2 separate regions of the Mus musculus genome follow, and region 2 is linked to region 1. The links are chromatin contacts, found by Hi-C in ENCODE. All regions are on one chromosome and are shown on one strand. Each heading gives the region's core, a stretch centred on a gene start or an enhancer-like site at or near the end of the contact. The rest is flanking DNA. Distances are from core to core; before and after follow the strand shown.

Region 1 (6,390 bases), core at 3,881-6,380:
TGCCAGCTGCTATGGATGTATTTAAGTGTTAATTGCCAGCAGGGGGGATGTAGTACAGTAACAGAATACTCAGCTCTCATGTCCATGCCCTTGCTTTGCTTCCCAGGGCTACCGCTTGGTCCATCCTTTGGTTCACTGAGCTTTGTTTGTGGAATAGAGTCTGGTGTGTGAAAATGGATTTGCTCTGAGTGTCCTGTTCAGTTCTTTGTAAGTGTATTCTTCTAGGAAAGCTGAAGGGTAGACACCTAGAAGTTTCTTCTCATCGGAAAAGCCATCTGTACATCTAGTGCCTGATTTATTTGTCATTGTAAAGGCTGTGTCGATGTACATATGGGATCATGATCATTCTCGTGGCAGGGTAAGATTGTGAGAATATAATAAGTAATAAATTACAGGCACAGGAAGCAGCTCGCCATCTGTACGTGTGCATGTTTAAAATGCCTCTGATATTAGCAGATTCTTTTCTGTGTTGGATAACTCTCAATTTTGCCTAGCTGCATGGTTGAATGTTTTCTGGCTCCTGCTGGCTGTGCTTTCAAATGGAATATAAACCATAAGTTGTGAGCGAAACCAGTAAAAAAATATTTGGTTCTGACTTCACTGGGAAGAAATTGAATAAACCAAAATTTTTCTGGGTAATTGGGAATTTTTTTACAGCAATAGGATAAGAATACACAGTCACAAAGTATTTTTTAAAGTTGATATTTAGACTTTCTAAATTGGTTTTATGTCTAGCACTCATGATGGTAATTGGATTTCTTTTTAAGCTGTGTTCAAAGGAGGGGGTATGTGAAGTCCTTCTGAAGTGAGGAGCTATATGCACAGCAGTCCAGAGGAAGGCTTCTTCAGTTACAACCGAACTCTGCCTGTGTCATCTGGAATGAGTGCTTCCTCAACCAGAGAATGCAGCTCCTATTGGGCAGTGCCTCTGGAGAGCCACATCCTTATGTCACTATGCCTCTGTGAGGAAACCAAGGTTCCAAGAATATAAGCATCCTGTTCAGTAGCAAAGGAAAGGGAAGAGGCAGAGGAAGAAGGAGCATCATGCTTAGCTGCAACTCGCACATCTGCTGTCAAGTCTCCAGGGTGGTTCTAGGAACTTTGAGATGACCATGAAAACAAAAAGCCCTGGGATACAAATTTTACACCCTGTAATCTGCATTTAAATATCACTATTACCAAGACCCAATATGGTTGATTCTAGTGCTAAAACTTGACTTCTAGGTAATAAATAGGAACCCATTGAGATCTTAGCCAAACTAAAGAGTATACAGTACTTTAGTCTTGTGCTATATGACTTTAGGGATAGAGTCATGACATCTACAGAACACACGCAGCAAAAGGTCTTCAGAATAAAGATATGTAGACACATACACCCCACCCCACTCCACCCCACCCCCACAAGTGCTTCAGCTGAAGGAAAGGAGTGAGAGGAAGCTGAAGGCTACTCCTAAGTTACAGGTGAGATGTCATGACTGGGCTTTGTCTACTGGTGTGGTGCTCTCTCCACTGCTTAAGGATGTCTCTGATTCCCGTCTTAGGGAATATGAGCAAGCGCTTCAAAGGAAAATCAATAAGCAAAGGAGATCAGTAGACCCAAGGGAAATGATGAAATGTGCCTAACAGCTGCTACTACTCCAATAGAGACTTGTTTTGTATAACATGAAAGCAGAAAGGATGGGGAGTGGGAGAGAGGCAGTAAAAGGGTGTTTGGAGGTGACTGTTACCACACTATGTCACAAATACTTACGATGACACTTACTTCTTTTTATAATTAATGTTTGCTAGTTAAAAAACAAAAAGAGCAACCACATAGAACTTTGCATGACTTTATGAAGCAGAATAAAGGGATTGCATGTGGGTCTTTCTCCAGGGTACATTTCAGCAGCCCTTCCTAGAGAGCAGATCTATAGATTGCTTTCTACCTTTTGGTTTTTATGACAGAGGTATGCTGTGGTCACTCAGGCTGGGCTGGAACTCACCATTCTCCTATAGAACATTAATGACAGCTTGGGATGTGTGGAGTATATCTAGTGACATTCATTGTGACTAATAATGACATTTAGAAGCTTAAATGTTAGTATGCTCCAATAGTTTCTTATGAATATTATTATAGATATAAATTATATTTCCTGCCTGTATTAAAGCAGCCTTATACAATAATGTACTAGAAGCTGAATAGCTACAGGAGAAAAAAATATTTTCTCTTAGTTCTATGGACTGAAAGTCTGAGATCATAGTAGCAAGCTTGGCCTCTTCTGAGGACTCTGCCCTGGGCTGGTAAATGGTCCTCTGTTCTGTGTCTTCACGTGTCTGGCCCTGGTTCTTATTATAAGGACATGTGTCATATTTGGTTGATGCTCAAACTTATGGCCTCGTTATACTTATGATGTCTTAAAGACTGTCTCCAAATACAGTCACATTCTGACACACGGCGGCAAAGACAGGGCCTCTATACATGAAGTTTGGGATGAGATAATCTAGCCCATAACTATATCTATACATGTATATGTGTGTATCTATGTAAATCTATCTATATGCAGGTTTGTGTGTCTATTTAAGCCTGAAATTCTCATAGTGTGTGACAGTAAAGGAACATACATTGTAAGTCTAACTTCCCCAGCTTAATTAGCATGTGGCCTGCTAGCAAACTTATTAGGAATGGGCACTCTACAGCCAACTGTTATTTAGCTTCCAGGCTCCTGAGAGCGACTGGTCCCTTAATTCTGGGAAGTATGAGGATGTCTGGGGAAACTATGGGGCTGCTGCTTGCCTGTCAGAGTGCCTGTGTGGTATCAGAGATGAAAGGCTCACTGTGGTCAACAAGAAAGAAGCCTGCACTGTGAGCATCCTCTGGCCTCAGATCTTTGATTCTCTATGAGGCATGTCCCAAAGGTTGGGACACTGGACCACACTCAAGAGGAGCAGAGGAAACTGTGGGGCTACCATTCACTCCTTTTCAGTATAACTGGCTGAGCTTCCAAGTGAATGCACAGGATTTTCTTTGGTGGTTGTTTTTAAAGAATGGAGTTTATCCAGGAAAAGGCATCTCCCCCATCCAACCCACCTTCCCCTCTCCCTCTTCGTTATTTCCTCATCACCTCTCAATTATTTATAGATTGAGCACCTGCCATAGAACAAGCAAGCACTCTGTGTGGTCCTATTGGGGTCAGAAATGCTCTACTTTGTATGTCTTGTTCAGATAACCTTTTCCCTGATCTAGGCTATGCTGTGCTTTTTGGCATTTCTCTGCTAGCCCCTTAATAAAGCTAAACACCACACTGGTTAATATATCCAGGCCTCTTAGTCCATCCTATAAAGCCAGCAGCACTCTCAGCTGAACCCCTGCCCACCTCCCCTCCCCCAAAGCCAGTGGCCAAGTTAAAGTCCCTGGTTCCTGACCCCTCGGGTCTGAAGGGCATCACCTCCCTCTGTTGTTCCCAGCCTGCTTTTTTCCCACTTTCCTTTTCTAAAAGCTCTTTCTTTTGATTCCTCCCACTTCTTCCTCTTCTCATTTTGACTGCTTTCCCAATTCACGTTGATCATCTCCGATGAGCTGGCTTAGTGTGCAAAAATAAAGGTTCCTATGATCTGCTTCCTCTCTACCCACTGTTTATTCCAAAGATTAAAGAAAGGTACGTCCCAGTATTCCTGCCTGGGTGAAAAGAAGAGGTGCCCACTTAACCCTGCCACCCTCAGTCATCCTAAATATCCTCTGTTAATGAACATACTGATTTTCCTAAGGGAAAGAGTGAAAATATATAGAGGATCAAGAATTGGATGCCACAATGTGGTTTAAATCTTATCTTCAGGTTCAAAGTTGTTAAGAGTAATAATATCTTGAGTGGATCTCAACACAAGCACAGAGTCTCCTTGAGGATTTCACTTCTGCAACTTCATTTGCTTGGGCAGAAGTGGCCAGAGCAGCTGTTTTATTTATTAATTTATACAGGCAGGCTATGTCATCCGTGAACATGCTTCCCTGTACTCCTGATAATCAGATCAGACCCATGGGTCCTGCCACAGGGGAGTCCATACCTTTGGGAGGGCTGTTGAGTCTTCGTGTGCTTCCTGAAACTCTGGACATTGTCATGTGTCCCAGTAGCCAAGTCAGATTATAAGAGAAGCTCCACTGAAGTGTTGTAATGGATCGAAATGAAGAAATGTTCTCCAGGCTCCTGAAATTCATTCTTTTTTCATTCTGTTGTGCTTAGTGTGGGTACCACTCCCGTGGACACATAGAGTATGATTTTCAACATAATCAGTCTCTGAAGACCGAGTGCTTTGTCCTTCCCACCCAGATTGCCTGCTCCTTACGAACTGAGACACAGCTTCCTAAATTTCCCTCCATATTGATCTCTATTGCCAAGAACAGAGATGGATTCACAAATAGCGTTTGTTGTTTCTTCCTCCTTGACAGTGGGGTCTGTTGGGGATCACATTTAGAAAGAAGCTTTTGGAGAAGATATAATTTAACCAAATTCATAGGACGAGTTATTTCTCTCATACTTCAAATGGAGAGATGAATTATCAACTAATTGATAGTTTGGTCTGAGCAGGTTTCTTGAGCAGTTGCTCTGAATGGAACATCCAGCCAAACAAGAAATGCATCTTATATGGGTTCAGGCTCAGCTCACAGAACTTCTTGCTGCCCATCCCTGTGGCCATGACAATATATATGGATCCTGTTACTTTCCTGACCTGTTTCTCCCCCATTGCACCTACCCCCACCTGTATCCTCCAGCGGGGAGGACCCATTGCTCCCTGCAGCATCCCAGACGTCTCTACTCTGGTATTTTAAATAAATTTGCAGTACGTTAGCAGACCCCACTCCATCCAGACTGCACTGTGGCTTTTCAGGAAACTTCTAACTTATCTGCATAAGAAATAACATGCAGAGGGGATATGAACCCTGACAAGGCTAATATCTGAATTCCAAGCTGTGTTCCAGCAAGTCAGAAGAGCATTCACGTGTTAATCAGTAGTGTGCTGTTCTCAGAGCACCCCACTCAGCCTCCCCAACTCAGCCTTTTCAACTCCTGCGCTGCAGCAAAATTTGGTGGCATCTAGGCAGAGCCCCCTGATGGAACAGCCCTCCCAGTCCTGTTCCAGTAAGGAGTGGTCACAGTGATCTTTCCTTCCCACTGCACACAAAGGCAAGGCGCTCCTTAAAGGGACCTCCCAGCTCTTCTATGCAGTCGCTAACCAAGTAAGTGCTGGCTCAGGAGACCCAGCTTTTGCCCGAGGATGAGTGGGGAGGGGTCTTGAGAAGCCTCCACCTCCGCATTCTCCTAAGCACAGGAGCGAGGTAGTTGGCAGGCATAGTGGATGGAGACCACGGGTCCGCGGGGTCCTGCTTGCTGTGAGCTGCTTCTTGGGATGCTCCTCTCCAGTTGAGCCTCCTGCCTGTGATCCAGAGGGTGCTAGCAGCGCATCTTGCGGTATGCCTGCGTTGCTTTGAGCCAGCGCCCAGAAACCAGCCCTCTGCATTCAGGCACCTCGGACTGGCTCCAGGCAGGGCTGTGTGCAGTCACCATGAATGCTCAGCTCTAGGCTTCTGCACCAGCCTCCTGACCACATGGATCTGGCTGTTTAATCAGCCGAGATCACAGCCTGGGAAGATTGGAGAGGCTGATTCGCGCTCCAGCTGCCGAGGCAACTTCCAGCTTGGCTGTTTACTTCTTTGGGTCCCGGGGACTCTGTCCTGCCCCTCAGCCTCTTCTGCCACTGTGTGGGTCCTGAAGTCAGCTGCTGGGACTCCTCTGAAGGCATCCAGGAAGGGGGGCAAGAGGGGTTAAAAGACAGCCGAAATCCCCCCAACTGCTCACCCTCTGCCGACCGCCTGTGTTGTGGGGTTCTGAGAGGACCTTGCTCTGTCCTGGGAAGCAATGCAAGTCTCCATAGCCTGCACAGAGCACAATTTGAAGAGTCGAAATGGTGAGGACCGACTTCTGAGCAAGCAGAGCTCCAACGCCCCCAATGTGGTGAACGCAGCCCGGGCCAAATTCCGCACTGTCGCTATCATCGCTCGCAGCCTGGGGACCTTCACCCCTCAGCATCACATTTCTCTCAAAGAGTCCACCGCAAAGCAGACTGGCATGAAATATAGGTATGGTGAGGTCCCTCTGCCCGGGGTTTCTGTGTTCTTTGACGGTTCAGCCAGGCAGTTGTTCCTGTTTGAAAGTGACTTAACTCAGCGCTTGTTTGCTTAATTTAGAATTCTCAGGTGTTTGCTTTGAAATTAGCCTTTTGTGGGGGGAGAGCTGAAAAGGGCCAAGCTGCTGTGCATGCACAAGTGCGATCTTTAAGATGTGGCCCATTTTTTTATATTCTAAGTGTTACGAACACCTTAGGACCATAATGAGTTCCAGAGAGCGGAGAAAACACACC
Region 2 (6,721 bases), core at 3,666-6,165, about 23 Mb after region 1:
GAAATGTTCCTGCTAAGTCCCAAGTTCCAAAGCTCTCACTTGGATGGCTTGGCTCAAGTTAGAGGAGTGGCAGGCAGGAGAGAGTTGGAGACATCACTTGGATAGCATACGTACTCGGGCTAACAAGTTCACGGGCCTCAGCCCAGTGCCCACTGGGAGTGAGGCAGCCTGGAACCCTGATAGACCAGATGAGGTCGGGGTTTGGGGTGGTTGTGGGACAGTTTAGTTTTGCTTTGACAGAACTATTTTTTTTTCCAGAACTGTTGCCCACAGGGAGGAAAATCAGAACTTGTCACTTCATACATCTTTCTCCCATTTTGTTCATGCTGTCCAGAGCATAGTGTTAGATCTAGGTGAATGTAGGGACCTCTTCCCCTCACCCACCCTGCTCTTTTATCCACTCCCTGGCCTTGCTCTTAGAGATAGAAGTGAAAGTCAGGTGGAGAACAAGGCCTTGGACTGACTAAGGCACCAGATACTTGGATTTTTTTTTTTTTAATCTATAGCCTTATTATGTGTATATGCTTGACCTCATGTATATTGTATACTGAATGCATGCCTGGTACCCAGGAAGGCCAGGAAAGGGCATCAGATCCACTGGAACTAGAGTTATGAAAGGTTGTGAGTCACCATGTGGGAGCTAGGATTCAAACCCAGGTCGTCTGGAAAAACAGCCCAAGTGCTCTTAACCACGGATCCCTCTCCACCTCTAAAGCAGCCTTGTGACCCTGCTTATCTGCTGATTCAAGATGGTGAGGGTTGGGGGAAGACCCCGGATTCTGGGCTGCTTGCTTCCATCTCTTCTGAACCTCAGCATCTCAGTGGCATGGGAAACCAGAGGAGCGTTTCAGATCCCAACTCTCTGTGAGGGCAGGAAAAGCAGCACCAGGGAGGTGACTGGATTGCGGGTTCTCCAGCCCCAGTGCCCTGGACAAAGCAGCAGAGTTGGAGAAGCCTGGGCTGTCCAGAGCCATGTGTCTTTTTCAGAACAGGCCCTTTTCCCCATGTGCCATAAAACCTATCTGTCCTGTCTGTTGAGCTTGCCCATGGCCACAGCCCCATCCCTCCTACCTTGGCTGCTAGGGCTGAATGCAGGACACTGTTTGTGGCAGGTGGGTACAGTACTAGAAACCAGACCATAGAGCCAGCCCAAGTGTAACTGCAGGTCAGTCTCCCAGCAGGGGACTGAGACTAAGTCTGGACACGTCCTCAGCCAGTGCATCCCTACCCCACCCTCCTGTCTTCCTGGCTCAGCCAGCCCAGCCCAGCCCAGCCCTGAGGAGAGCGTTGGCAGCTGGAGCTGGGAAAAGCATGGCAGAGCCAAGAACAACAGAGGCCCCGCCTGGGTGCTGTACAGACCCTCTTCTGGCCTGTGGTAGCCCCTCCTTCTGCCCCAGCCTTTCCTATTGTTTCTTTCCAGCCTCCTGTACTGTCTTCCTGGTCCTATTTGCCTCCCCTTGCCAGACCCCAGGCTGGCCTTGCAGGTCACAGCATCTTCTACCTTTGGGTGGAAATCAGGGTTTTCAGGGTCCTCTGTTCTTTCCTGACTCTGCATCCAAATGTTTCTGGGAGGTAGGTTGCTTTCTTTCTAGGTCCCTGACCCTGTCTTACAGCTTTGGGGCTCTACTGCCCTTCATTCTGCTACAATGACAAAGGCTGGGTCTCTGAGCCAGGGAGACAGGCAGAGGTACCAGAAAGAGTCCCTTTGTCATGGAGGACCCCAGTGAAAGGTAGGCTGTCGATCTAGGCTCTCTGCAAGTAGAGTCCTGAGGGTGTAAGGGCTCAGGAGACACAAATCTAATACATGACAGCCAGCCTTTCTTCTGGCTCAGAACACCACCACCACCTCCTCCTCCAGCCCAAACTGGCTGGCTTTTACTTTGGAAGTCCAGGTCAACAATTACTGACCCAATAGAGATAGTAATACCACATTGAGCAAACCCCTCCACCAGTAGCGACCTTGGCAGAGTCTCTCTCTGTGGTCCTGATGGGGGCGAGGCTAGGGATTCTGTGACTTTGCTGCTCTTCCTATCCCCAGTCAACCCTGGCCTCTTCCGTGATGGACTGACTGGGTGGTTCCTCATGCTCCACGGCCTCATGGAAGGGGTATAGAGGGTAGAATTGTCTCCTATACTGCAGCCCTTTTAACTTGTTCCTTGCTGTCATCTCAGCCCATTTCTCTTCCTCCGCTCTAAGCCTGAGACCACCTTCCTCCTAGCCACACAATGGAACAAAGCACCAGAGTGTCCCTCACTCTGCGCTGGTCTGTTCCCCACTCCATCCTCCGCTTGCTTCTGCTTGCCTCCGCTTCCCTATTGTGTCTCCAACTCCTGTCGGGAGAGGGGCCCCCAAGAGGGCTCTGATCACTGGAATGGGGTCACTTGGGGCAGATCTGCAGCAGATTTGGTTATAATTGAAAGACCAGAGGCACCGGGAAATTCCTTTCCTTATTGATCCCAGTGGGAAATTAAAACCAGTAGTTGGGCTTGGGGCTCTTAATGGTGGCAGCTCCTCCCATTGAACAGCTCTGAGGCCCTAGCCCCTGCCCCCTTGTTAGTTGGATACCCCATCCACTTGTGCTAGCCCGCCTCCTAGGCCCCTCATCCCTCAGTGTCTCTTCCCAGCTGCTCATGTCTGCGATTCCCCTGGAATAAAAGGGCTGCTGGAGGCCAAAAGCCCTAGCCCTAGCATATTGCCCCCTCCCTCCCTCCCTCATTCAGCAAAGTTGGGGTGCGAGGAGCTCCGGCCCTGAACTGCCAAACCACAAACACATCTGGAAAGAATTCCCCGCCCAGTCCCACTTCCCTTTGTCTTCCTTCTGTCTCTGGAAATCCTAGCCAGTTGCTAGAGGAGGGAGGTGGTGAGGGTAAAAGGAAGGGAGTGGGCCTAGGGCATCCACTCCCACCTGGGGGAACTTCCTCCAGGGCTCTAGTCTTAGTGGGACTCTCTACCTGGCCTGGGTTCCTCTAAACTGCCATCCCAGGCTTCCTTCCTAGGCTGTGTCCTCACCCATCATCATGACCATCAGTAAGGTTCTCAAGGCTCCTGGAAGAGGGCTTGCCTGCCCTTTTCTCTTGTAAGAAGGAAAATGCTACCTGGGCTCCAGGAGTCTGTCTGGAGAAGTAGAAATTGGACACAATGACCACCGGTATGGGAGTAGGGACAGCGGGGGTGGGGGTGGGGTGGAGCATCAGGCTCCTGTTTTTTGCGTTGTTCCTTCCACAGGCCACTCCTTATTTCTCCGTCTAGAGGCCAGATTTCACTGTCAGAACTGAAAATCATCCCGTTGTGCCTACCTACAGCAAAGCTGCACTGAAGCGGGGAAGGTTGCAACCTATACTCAGAGCGCTTTCAGATTCCCCTTTCTCCCCACCTAGCTAAGCATCTGCAGTGGCGAAACTGCTAGACCCACGTGCCTCCTCTTCCAGAAGCCTATGCCTCCTACGCGCCCGCCCCTCAAATAAGCATTCCGCTTTAAAATTTAGAGTCCTAGACTCAGGCCGACTTGTCCCACTCCCTTCTGAGTGTTGGTGGTGGGGTGGGGGGTGGGGAGAGCGGCGATCCAGAGGCCCTTCTGAGAGGCAGCCTTCCTCCCTCATCCTCTCAAGTTTTCCACACCCCATTATTCGGGATTGCCTCGATGAAGACCTGACTCGAGTGACACTGTCTGGCCTCTGAGTGAGGTTAATCCTTCAGGCCCTGTCCTCAGCTCAGTTCCACTCCCCAACCAAAGCCTGCCAAGTCCCCAGTTCACCAGGTCAGGGCTGCCTGTTCCAACCTTGGCCACCTAGATGAGAAGGGGCCAGGCAGGGACCTTGTTTGAGATCCTGAGGGGACTACGGGGATAGCCCCGGGAGACTGAGGGCGAATGCCAAAGAAAGGGCAAACACTTGTAGCTCCAGCACAGAGCAACGTTGTTTCTGGCTTTGGGTTACCCGCGTGCCTCCGAGGCCGCTCCTGTCCTTTCTGCTGTCTCGCTGTCTTTCCACTAGGGTTTCACCCACGTAAAAATCAGCCTCGGAGAGGCTGATTCACCGCACTTTCAGCTCTAGATAGGGACGTCTCAGACCCACCCCCTCCCCACACAGTCAGCCTTCCCCCAACCCCGGAGGCAACGCGGCAAGCCGCGGGGTGGGGGTGGGGGGTGGTGGGGGGCGCTTGGCGTCTTTCTCCCCCTCCTTGTGGCCCAGGGGGCCCAGGGAAGCGTAGCCACCGAGAAAGCGCCTTAATAAAAGAGTCGTGTCAAGTGATTGGCTGTGACCTCTGCCCTTCTAGCCTCGAGCCGGGGGCTCCTGCTTAACCCTTCATTGTCCGTCCAGGGCTTGGAGAGGAATGAATGAGTTGCCTTGTGCTCACTTCAGGCGTCCCCAGGCACTACTTGAACCCAGAGCTGAGTCAAGGGGTGGAGGACAGAGCAGCACCTCCCTGTCACCCAAAAGAACGCTTGAATTCCGAGCTGTTTCATTGAGTCCATTTCGACTGCCGGTTGCCGGGGGGGGGGGGGGGGGACAATTCTTGCGCTAGTGGGGTCTCCGGATGCCTGGAGCTGAGCTGTCCAGAGCACCAAATCTGGTAGAGAACTACTAGGGAACTGGTGAAACGGGACCTGTGTTCGCCCTGCAGGCCGAGAGAGCATCCGTGACCCAGGCGAGAGCCGTGCCCTGTTCTTGCCAGAGGCACAAACCCCGTTCTTGCCTTCTGACGCTTCTCGGTCCGCCTACTGATGCGGGAGAAGGGTATCTTGGCTCTTGGAGAACCCTGGACCCACCCACATTTCTAGAAACAGGAGGGATTCCGGAAAGGATGGGGGTGAAGTGGTCACAGAGCAGGGCCCCCAGGTGGTGTGGAAGGCGGGGCGGGGGCGGGGCCGCCTCATGCACCAGCTGGGTATAAAAGCCTAGAGCTCTGGCGCCCAGCGGCTGTGCAATTGTCCTCCACGCGGCTTGGTCCCCAGGTGGAAGGATCTGTTCTGCAAAGGAGACAGCAAAGTATCTTTAGCCTAAAGGACTCAGCGTCCAGTGTTCTAGTTGAAGATCTAAAGAGAAAGCCACCTTGCTGCCACTATGCCTAACTTTTCTGGCAACTGGAAGATCATCCGATCGGAAAACTTTGAGGAAATGCTAAAAGCTCTGGGTAAGGAGGTTTTCGTGAGTTGGGAAGGGAGGACAAGAAGGGCGCTGGGGTCTTTAGAGCAGAGGCCGAATAAACGGAAGGGGGCCGAATCAGGGAATGTACCTGGGAGCCTGCATCCTAGGAAAGGGGCGTGCCGGATACCCTGGGTCCTGGGGCACCAGGCCCAAGACTCTTAAATCCTACTTTCTGAGGCTGGGCGCCCACCAGTGCCAGCTTCAACGGTGACTCAGAGCCTGTGAAGCAAGTAGAAACCAGAAGCACGAGGTTAGTCTCAGGAGGGGTTGGCTAGCCTCGGCGCCTGGACCTGCTGACCAGGGCACCTGGCTCTGAGCTTTAAGAATCCAGAATCCAGGCAGGGAGCCCCTAGGAGACATTCCAAGATCTTTCCGCGTACCCTAACAGTAACCCAATCCAGGCGACAGGTCCATTATCCTCAACACTTGGCTCCGCCCACCAGGTGGTCCACCACTTCAGCTCCCCGACCCTCCCCCACACCTTGCACTTCCCACTCCAGTCTCCCCACCCCACCCCACCCCACCCCACCCCCACCTGTGAGACATATTTTCCTACAGCAACCGGCTCCCAAGCCCTAAAATCGCTCTGGACAATTACCACTTTCTTAGATTTCAACAAATGTCCTCGTGTGAAACACCAATCCCCATTTCCGAAAGTCTAGGATTGCCTCCCTCCTCGCCACAGACCAGCTGCACCCTGCGCAACTGGGCTGTTAGCCAAGGGTGGGAACACAGGAACCACCCAGACTTTCCCTACCCACCTTCTACTACCCTCTAGGATGCGACTGAGCTAGAAGGTATAGGAAAGGAGAGACATCTGCGGAGAGATGCAGTTAACCGCCCCAGGGAGTGGAAACTACCCCAGAGCCTAAGGGTCAGCATGCCTTCCATTTCTGCACTGGAGAGGAGCCCTGTGGTGGGGAGCAGGGGATACCCTTGAGGAGCTAGGGACTGTATAAGAGTGAGTCTGGAGCTAAAAAGAATGTTGCGAGGGCAGTAGGGCCTCTGTTCTCATCTTTCCTCGCTGTTCATTCTCTTTGTGTCAGCTAACCGCAATGATCCTTAGAGTCATACCCAGTTTTCTTGCTCCGCCCTTGCGAAATTAAAGATCAGAGAATAGAAATTTTCAGAAAAATCTATTGCTGTCTCCTCCCTCATTCGCTCTAAATTCTGGCCCCTCTCTGCAGTGGATGTGGGAGCCTGGCATCACCCCCACCCCCACCCCGGGTTCCAGCTGCAGAGAAAGGCCCAATCCTACAGTCTGCCTTCAGAATGTTTGTCCTCCCCGCAGGGTCTCTCTGAGCCACGCGACTTGCTAGGGGGTAGATTGCAAACAGACCCGTTGTTACACAAACTGCCTGTGTCAGCCAAGGTCAGCTGAGCCAGGACCCCAGCTCTGCAGACTGAGGGAGGCGGGGTTCTCCTTAACACAGCCTCCAGAGACGCCACAGGGTCTGCGTTCAGGGTCCATGTTGTGGGAGAGTTCAGGGCTCATCATGATAATCAGGGCAAACACAGCAGGTCTTTCGGTTAGGACTGGGTGAGTCCACTTTGGGGCTAAATGAAGTGTCAGT

Evidence for each region. Hi-C counts contacts between places; a loop is a spot of excess contacts on that map.
Region 2: a map of T-helper 1 cell shows a loop between it and region 1 (32-fold over the local background). The contact joins the promoter of Crabp2 here to the promoter of Kcnab1 in region 1. A Hi-C loop is called at or near these places in 4 of 37 maps with a recorded cell type or tissue (T-helper 1 cell, T-helper 17 cell and regulatory T cell).

What each region holds. Positions count from the first base shown.
Region 1 is chr3:65,103,884-65,110,273 of GRCm38, forward strand. Kcnab1 (potassium voltage-gated channel, shaker-related subfamily, beta member 1) reads left to right here and starts at 5,131. Exons shown (of 14, transcript NM_010597.5): 1 at 5,131-6,109. The coding sequence starts at 5,889.
Region 2 is chr3:87,943,778-87,950,498 of GRCm38, forward strand. Crabp2 (cellular retinoic acid binding protein II) reads left to right here and starts at 4,916. Exons shown (of 4, transcript NM_007759.2): 1 at 4,916-5,133. The coding sequence starts at 5,064.